Regions from separate parts of the Homo sapiens genome. Here region 1 is linked to region 2. Evidence: chromatin contacts called from ENCODE Hi-C or POLR2A ChIA-PET data. All regions are on one chromosome and are shown on one strand. Each heading gives the region's core, a stretch centred on a gene start or an enhancer-like site at or near the end of the contact. The rest is flanking DNA. Distances are from core to core; before and after follow the strand shown.

Region 1 (3,735 bases), core at 1,005-3,504, 290 kb before region 2:
ATTTGAAAAAGAAGCTATATCCAGTGTTTCACTGCCAAACAGATTCACTACTCTTACTGATTCTTCACTGAGCTTTGCTAGTATAAGCAGAGTTCCAAGTCTCCCCTAGGGTTGTCTCTACATTTCTTTATCATTCCAGTGGGTAGGGTTTAGCTGGGGGAAGGACATTTCATAAGGGTTAGTTGGACTGAGCAGTATGGACATTTGCTTTTTTCATTACGTACTGTTGTTTTTCCTTGTTAGGTGTGCTTTGGTGGTTTTAATATTATTGTGCCAGGGATGGGGAAATGGGGGGGGTTGTGTGGGAAGAGTACTTATTATTGTGTTTTCTTCAGTGTAATTGTTCTTGGTAATTGATACCTCTCTGTTTTATTTCTCTCATTCTTTCAAAATAAAACTTTTTGAAATTTGGAGGAAACTGTCTGGACAAATACTGAAAATCTGGAAAGTAAGGATCATATCAAAGGATTTAGCCTCTCTTTTTCTGAGTCTGGCTGAAGGAGGAGAGGAAAGAGAAGAGGGAGTTTAATCACTTAATATGCTAATAAGGTTGCCAACTTTCCAATTTCCTTTTTTTCTTTTTCTTATTTTTTTTTTGAGACATGGTCTTGCTCTGTTGCCCAGGCTGTAGTGCAGTGGTGGGATCACAGCTCACTGCAGCCTCAATCTACCAGGTTCAAGTGATCCTCCCACCTCAGCCTCCCGAATAGCTGGGACTACAGGCATACGCCACCATGCCCGGCTAATTTTTTATTTTTTGTAGAGACGGGATTTTGCCATGGTGCCCAGTCTGGCCTCGGACCCCTGGGCTCAAGCAGTCTGCTTGGCCCGGCCTTCCAAAGTGCTGAGATTACAGGTATGAGCCACCTCGCCTGGCCCAACTTTCCAATTTTATTTACGCTCCCCCACACTTTTGTGATGTTAGCATGCAAGACAGAAAGCCACATAATTAGGATCTCAATACAATGTCCAGGTTTTAGGAGTTTTGCTTAATTAGGTGATGCCAAGGGAAGTTAGAAAAATGATTTCGGAGAAAATTGAAGGTGTATCAAAGGTGAATCACTATCTTTCACTACATATATATATCTCTCCACAAAGTGGTACAAGTTGCACTGCCACAGACCTGTCACATTAGGCAAGATATTTCACCACTCAGGGCTCCAGTTTAATCATCTACAAAAAGAAGAATGTTGAAACCTTAAATTTCCTTCCAATTTACATTTCTTTGAGCCTATGAAACATGATTAAAAACATGAAAAATGATTCAAGAAATTTTCAACTTTATTAAAGGACAACATCTATCAGAAAAAATTGAAGAGCCTCAGTTGTCATGCATGATTAAATAAGAGTTGGTGAAACTATTCTGAAAACCATATATGATGTGGTAAAGTTATTTTTGCTGTATCCTTTCCCAACTACATAAACTTAAACTTTGATTATTCATCTCTAAGACTGCAGTCCTCCCCGCCCCCCGCCAAGTTTACCTAAAGTTTATAGGTATGTTTTGGTCTCAACAACTCAGTGAGAGTCATTAAATTTATCTTTTCTCTCTTATTCCTACTCTAATAAGAGATTAAATTAGGGACTAAGCTGAGAGCTCAGACTAAACCCTTGTGGCTGTTTTCAAGGTCAATTAACTCCTCATGGTTAGGAATAGTTACATGTTGACAGCCGGTTTATAGAAAACCTTGGAGGATATCCATACCCATTGTCGGTAAAAGGAGGGCAGACCCAGCCTTTCTTTCCTCCCACGCCCTAGGTTCACACGGGGAAAGCGACAGGCCCTTTAACTTAAGTCTCGGCCAGGGAGAAGCCACCTTTATTGTGAAATTTGCGGTTTCACATTTTCCTACAAAGTCCCGACATCTGGGGTCAGCCTAGGCAAAATAATCACTATAATTGATCATGTTAAATTCAAGAACCGAGACACGAATTGTCCCGTTATACGCAAAATGACGAATGTGAACATTCTTATATTCTTAGCACAGTGGGAACGCCAGCCAATCAGCTGACTCCAGCAGCAACGGCCCACTCGCTGCTCTCCTCACAGGCCCAGGTGGGTGGGGCAAGCCGCTCTCCGTAATTGGTTCTACGCCAGCGTCGTCGCGCGCGCCACCTCCCGCCACCGAGCCTCCCGCCACCTCTAGCCAATCAGGCTTCAGCTGAGTGCGTTGCTCCGCCCAGCCGCCCCTCTGGGTCTGCGCGGAAGCGCATGCGTGGGGTGGAGTCAGCTTCTTTGAATTCCGGAGGCGGCATTCGGTGGTCAGAGGCCTGTGCGGCTGCAGGTAGAGTGTCTTAGGTGAGGAGGTACTTTTAAGCACCGCGCGAAATGGGGGCGAAGAGAATTTTTTTACTTTTGAGGGTGGGACTATCCTGCAAGGTGTGACTGCGGTCGGGTTTTCCGTAGCCAGTTTCGCACCAGGGATCCTTGGGAAGCGCTGGGATGGTTCAACTGGGTGGGGTCAGAAGCTGCTCCCCTGCCCTTCTTTCCTAGGAACCTAGGAAATAACTCGGAACCTGTAACGTCCCACTGGTTTGGACATATTCCTCTCCTGATCTGGCCTCATCTGTTCCAGGGAGGTGGGATTGAGTAAGTGTCATTCCGACTATTCCTTTAGTTTTTCCTATTTGCAGCCAAAAACTTAGAAGTCATTTTTGGTTCCTCTTCCCTTTTCCCTACATCCAATTCTTTTATCACGGCCTACTTTGTCTAACTCCAAAACATTGCACGAATCCAATCATTTTCCACCTCTACACCCTAGGCCTAGTGCAGGCTACAGTCAAACCTCTTCTGGACTTCTGCGACAGCCTTTTATTTGGTTTCTTGCCGCTCCTTGACCTCTAACATTCTCGTCTCTGCACTGCAGCTAACATGATCGTCAAACACAAATCAGGTGGTATTGCTCCCCTCTCTAACCTTTCCCCCTTCCCCTATGTTTTCCCATGACATTTAAAATCCAAACTCCTTACTCTGGCCTGCAAATCCCAATATGAACTTAGTCCCTGGCTACGTTCTGACTTCATCGCTCATTACCTTTTACCTCTTTCATTCCACTCCCTCCAGACTGATGTTACTACTGTTTCTTTTCTTTTCTCTTTTCTTTCTTTCTTTCTGTCTCTGTCTGTCTCTCTCTCTCTCCCTCCCTCCCTTTCTTTCTTTCTTTCCTTTCTTTCTTCTTTCTTTTGACAGAGTTGGGCCAGGCGTGGTGGCTCACGCCTGTAATCCCAGCACTTTGGGAGGCTGAGGCAGGTGTGGATCACTTGAGGTCAGGAGTTCGAGACCAGCCTGGCTAACATGGTGAAACCCAGTCTCTACTAAAATACAACAAATAGCCGGGTATGGTGGTGTGCGCCTGTAATTCCACCTACTTGGGAGGCTGAGACAGGAGAATTGCTTGAACCCGGGAGGCGGAGGTTGTGGTGAGCCGAGATAGAGATTGCGCCACTGCAGTCCAGCCTGGGTGACAGAGTGAGACTGTCTCAAAAAAAAAAAAAAAGAAACAATGTCTCACTATGTTGCCCTCAGCTTCCCAAAGTGCTGGGATTATAGGTGTGACCCACCTTGCCCAGCCAAGCTGCTGTTTCTTTAACACATAAAGCTCTTTTTGCTTTAAGGTCTTAGTCTTAGCATGTCTTCCTCTTCTCTCTCCATGAAATACTCTTCCACCAGATCTTCACAGGGCTGGTTCCTTCTTGGCATTCAAATCTCAGTTTAAAGGTCACCTCAGAGAGGTT
Region 2 (3,589 bases), core at 156-2,655:
TTTGTGGCTTATTTGGAAAGTGACATTATTTTATCAAATAACTGAGGCTCCAGAGAGGCTGGAGTCTGGGCAACTTATCCAAGGATGTCTTGATTGGGGTCACCAATCACTTTTATTCTAAATGTCATATTATTTGCTCTAGGTAGGCCCTCTGGGGGACATTGGCAGGTCTGAGGCAGAGTAAAAATTATAGCAAATACTGAGATCCAGCACTTACTATTGCCAGGCCCTGTTTTAAAAGCTTTACATGTATTTGCACATTTACTGCTCACAACCACCTTATGGGGAAGGTGCTAGGCAGGCAGGGAGGAGGAAATGGAAAGGGAAAGGAAAAGGGAAAAGAGCGGGGGAAGAAAGGAGCAAGAAAAAGTCAATGCAATTCGGCAATTATTTGTTAAGTGCTAACTGTATGTCAGGGTCTGGTAATCAACAGAACAGAGGAGGGTATAATGAAGAGGGGATATAGGTAGAGAAAAGAGGATGAGTGGGAAGAGGAGGAGGTTGGAGAGGAGGAAAGGAAAGGAGAAATAATGAAGACAAGAGAAAAGCAAGCCATGCACATGGAGGGCAATGGTAAGAGGAGAAACCTTTGCCACAACCTCAAGGGTTGGCCGCACTGTCTGGGCTGAGGCAGAGGCTGCTTTCTCCTGGCCCAGTCTTTTACCCATTGTTACCACGAGGTTGGCACAGCTTCCACACAGTCCTTTAATAAGCCAGCTCTGACCCTGGCGACATTTGGCCTGGTACAGCTCAAGGCAGGTAGCCTACACCCTGGCCTAGCCAGGCCTTTCCCTAGCTCACAAAGGTCAACTTCATAACGTGGAGCGTGAGCTTTTACCATGTTCTCAGAGAATCTGCCTCTTAGTATTTCTTTTTCTAAAGGCTTCATTGACCCATGTATCCCTATTGAGTCTTCAAGCACTATTTGACAGAAGGGCTTGTTTTTATCTGACTGCTCCCTGCAATATTACTTTTCCACTAAGTTTGCCAGAGGTACCCCTTTCTAACATTTGCTACCTGTTCGGATGGTCACCTCATGTCACATTTTTCTCTTCCTGTTCCGCCCACCCTCAGCCCTTGTCGGAAAGGACCCTTTCGGCCTCTCTAATCACCAGAAGGGACTGCCAGGGCCTTGTGCTGATGACACTCCCACCCTCCGTCAGCCTCCTCCACTAGCTGATAAATGGCACCAGCCATGCTGTCTCTCTGGTTTTTAGGGGTCCCAAGCAAGGTACATTGCTGCTGCTGCCCAGCCCCTGCCATACCCCAGACCCACCTCAGTCCTGACTTAATGCAGGTAGCTTCCCAGATGCATTGAGATGCCAGGACTTGGAAGGTGGGACTCGATCGCAGCAGACACTGGCCCTGGAGACATATTCTTACAGTCCAGAGAGGAAGGACAGTCTGAGCAAACCCCACCCTTTCACAGCCACTCAGTTCCCTTTTTTTGCTTCCTGACCTAAACCAATGTCTTTTTTTCTTCTCAGCAGCATGCTATCTGGTTCCCTGCTGCCGTCCCTATTCCACCCCCTCAACTGTCCCCGCCCTTCATTTGCTTGGGACCTCTGACACTACTATCTTGAGTCTATCTTTGAAAGAACCTTTCTCAACATGACTGGGGCCACTGAGACTCTAGATGGGGCTGGCCTGAGCAGACAGGTCATCAAGCTATCCTCCCAGAGGTAAAGGGACAACATACCTAAAGTACTATGAAGACAGTCAGCACAGGGAGAGGGGCTTACAGGAAAGAGGAGAGATGCTGGGGGCTGGCAGACACAGAGCAAAGAGACTGGCCAGGAAGAGCGTTTTTCGAGTCTCCTGTCCTCCGGGGCAGAGGAGTCTCAGGGACACACAGTTGAACTTGATAGTGAAGGGACCCCAAAGGACAAAACAAGACAGAGGTAGAGACAAGACTTCCCCGTGCTGAGTCATTTTCTAAGAAAGCATTTTTCCCCTACAGATAAAAATGTCGGAATATAAGCCCACAGAAATACTTGTGCCCTTCCCCATTTTCTGTGGATGTTGACTTTCTCCATTTAAGATTTGGCCTCAGGGATTAACTCTCAATGTCCACCTTTCTCTTGAGTCCTGTAAACCGGTAAAGCAGACTAGGTATGTCACTTGAAGCCTGGAGGTTTTCTCAGGGGCCCCCTACATTATGCTCCAACTGCAATGATTCCCCCAGGGATTCTCCTAGGAAATGCAGCCAGTATTGAATGCAGACCATGATGGTGGAGCCCCTGCTGACTGATCTGCCTGCCCACCTTGACACCTCGGGCACTGCCATATTTCCTTGCCCCAAGGCACTGTATCCTAATGTAGAAACAGATCACAGGTCCCACTACAATTTCATCCGAAGTTTTAAGTCAACAGGACCTTATTTTTTTTTCTTTATTTTGTCTAAAAAACAAACAAACAAGCAAACAAAAAAAATGGGGTATATGTGCAGAAGGTGCAAGTTTGTTACATAGGTATATGTGTGACATGGTGATTTGCTGCACCTATTGACCCATCCTCTAAGATCCCTCCCCTCACCCCCAAGCCCCAACAGGCCCTGGGACCTTTTTTTTTTTTTTTTTTTTTTGAGACAGGGTCTTGCTCTGAAGCCCAGGTTGGAGTGCAGTGGCGTGATCATGGCTCACTGCAGCCTCCACCTCCTGGGCTCAAGTGATCCTCTCACCTCAGTCACCCTAGTACCTGGGACTATAGGCACACATCACTGTGCTGGGCTAATTTTTCTACTTTTTGTAGAGATGGGGTTTCACTATGTTGCCCAGGCTGGTCTCAAACTCCTGGGCTCAAGCGATACTCCTGCCTTGGCCTCCCAAAATGCAGGGATTACAGGAGTGAGCCACCTCTCCCAGCCATCAACAGGACTTTAAATAAAAACATTTAAAGTATTTGTAGACTGATGATAGAGTGGTTGATACTCACATTTGCACAAGACAGATGGACAGCATGTGTTGTATGATTGCCTTACTTTATTGACAACGTCTATCCTTTCGCTAGTCACCCCCAATAGCTGTTCCACTCACCTGCCTGAGGGTTGGCCACAGGCATTCATCTTCCCTCCTCTTTTCTTCAGTTTTTTTTTTTTTTGAGACGGAGTCTTGCCCTGTCGCCCAGGCTGGAGTGCAGTGGCATGATCTCGGCTCACTGCAAGCTCCACCTCCCGGGTTCACGCCATTGTCCTGCCTCAGTCTCCTGAGTAGTTGGGACTACAGGTGCCTGCCACCACGCCTGGCTAATTTTTTGTATTTTTAGTAGAGACGGGGTTTCACCATGTTAGCCAGGATGGTCTCGATCTCCTGACCTCGTGATCCACCCGCCTCAGCTTCCCAAAGTGCTGGGATTACATGCGTGAGCCACCGTGCCCAGGCTCTTTTCTTCAGTCTTATGCCACTTGTTGTCACATGCCCTGTCCTTTCTCAAGATCCATCTTGGGGTGGGGACTGGGAGGTGATAGGCATCCAATGGGAGAGCTAAACAAGAGAGAGAGAGGAGCACAAGGGAAAAGAGCAAGTAGACGTAGGCTTTTCTTCACCCTCTGCCCACGACCACTCCCCTAGCACACTCATCCATACTGACA

Evidence for each region. Hi-C counts contacts between places; a loop is a spot of excess contacts on that map. ChIA-PET counts read pairs that join two places held with the same protein, here RNA polymerase II (POLR2A). Pooled maps may share reads with other maps.
Region 1: a loop to region 2 is called in a map of CD4-positive, alpha-beta T cell, with 6 times the contacts of the local background. The contact joins the promoter of CENPI here to the promoter of BTK in region 2. A Hi-C loop is called at or near these places in 2 of 168 maps with a recorded cell type or tissue (CD4-positive, alpha-beta T cell and naive thymus-derived CD4-positive, alpha-beta T cell), 3 of 37 single-sample maps with no recorded cell type and 16 of 50 pooled maps. POLR2A ChIA-PET finds 5 or more read pairs at or near these places in 7 of 52 experiments (A549, A673, HEK293 and 3 more).

What each region holds. Positions count from the first base shown.
Region 1 is chrX:101,095,950-101,099,684 of GRCh38, forward strand. CENPI (centromere protein I) reads left to right here and starts at 2,255. Exons shown (of 22, transcript NM_001386188.2): 1 at 2,255-2,299; 2 at 2,495-2,590. TMEM35A (transmembrane protein 35A) reads left to right here. Exons shown (of 2, transcript NM_021637.3): 2 at 1-418. RefSeq lists an enhancer at 1,959-2,018.
Region 2 is chrX:101,384,786-101,388,374 of GRCh38, forward strand. BTK (Bruton tyrosine kinase) reads right to left here and starts at 1,406. Exons shown (of 19, transcript NM_000061.3): 1 at 1,277-1,406. RefSeq lists an enhancer at 673-892.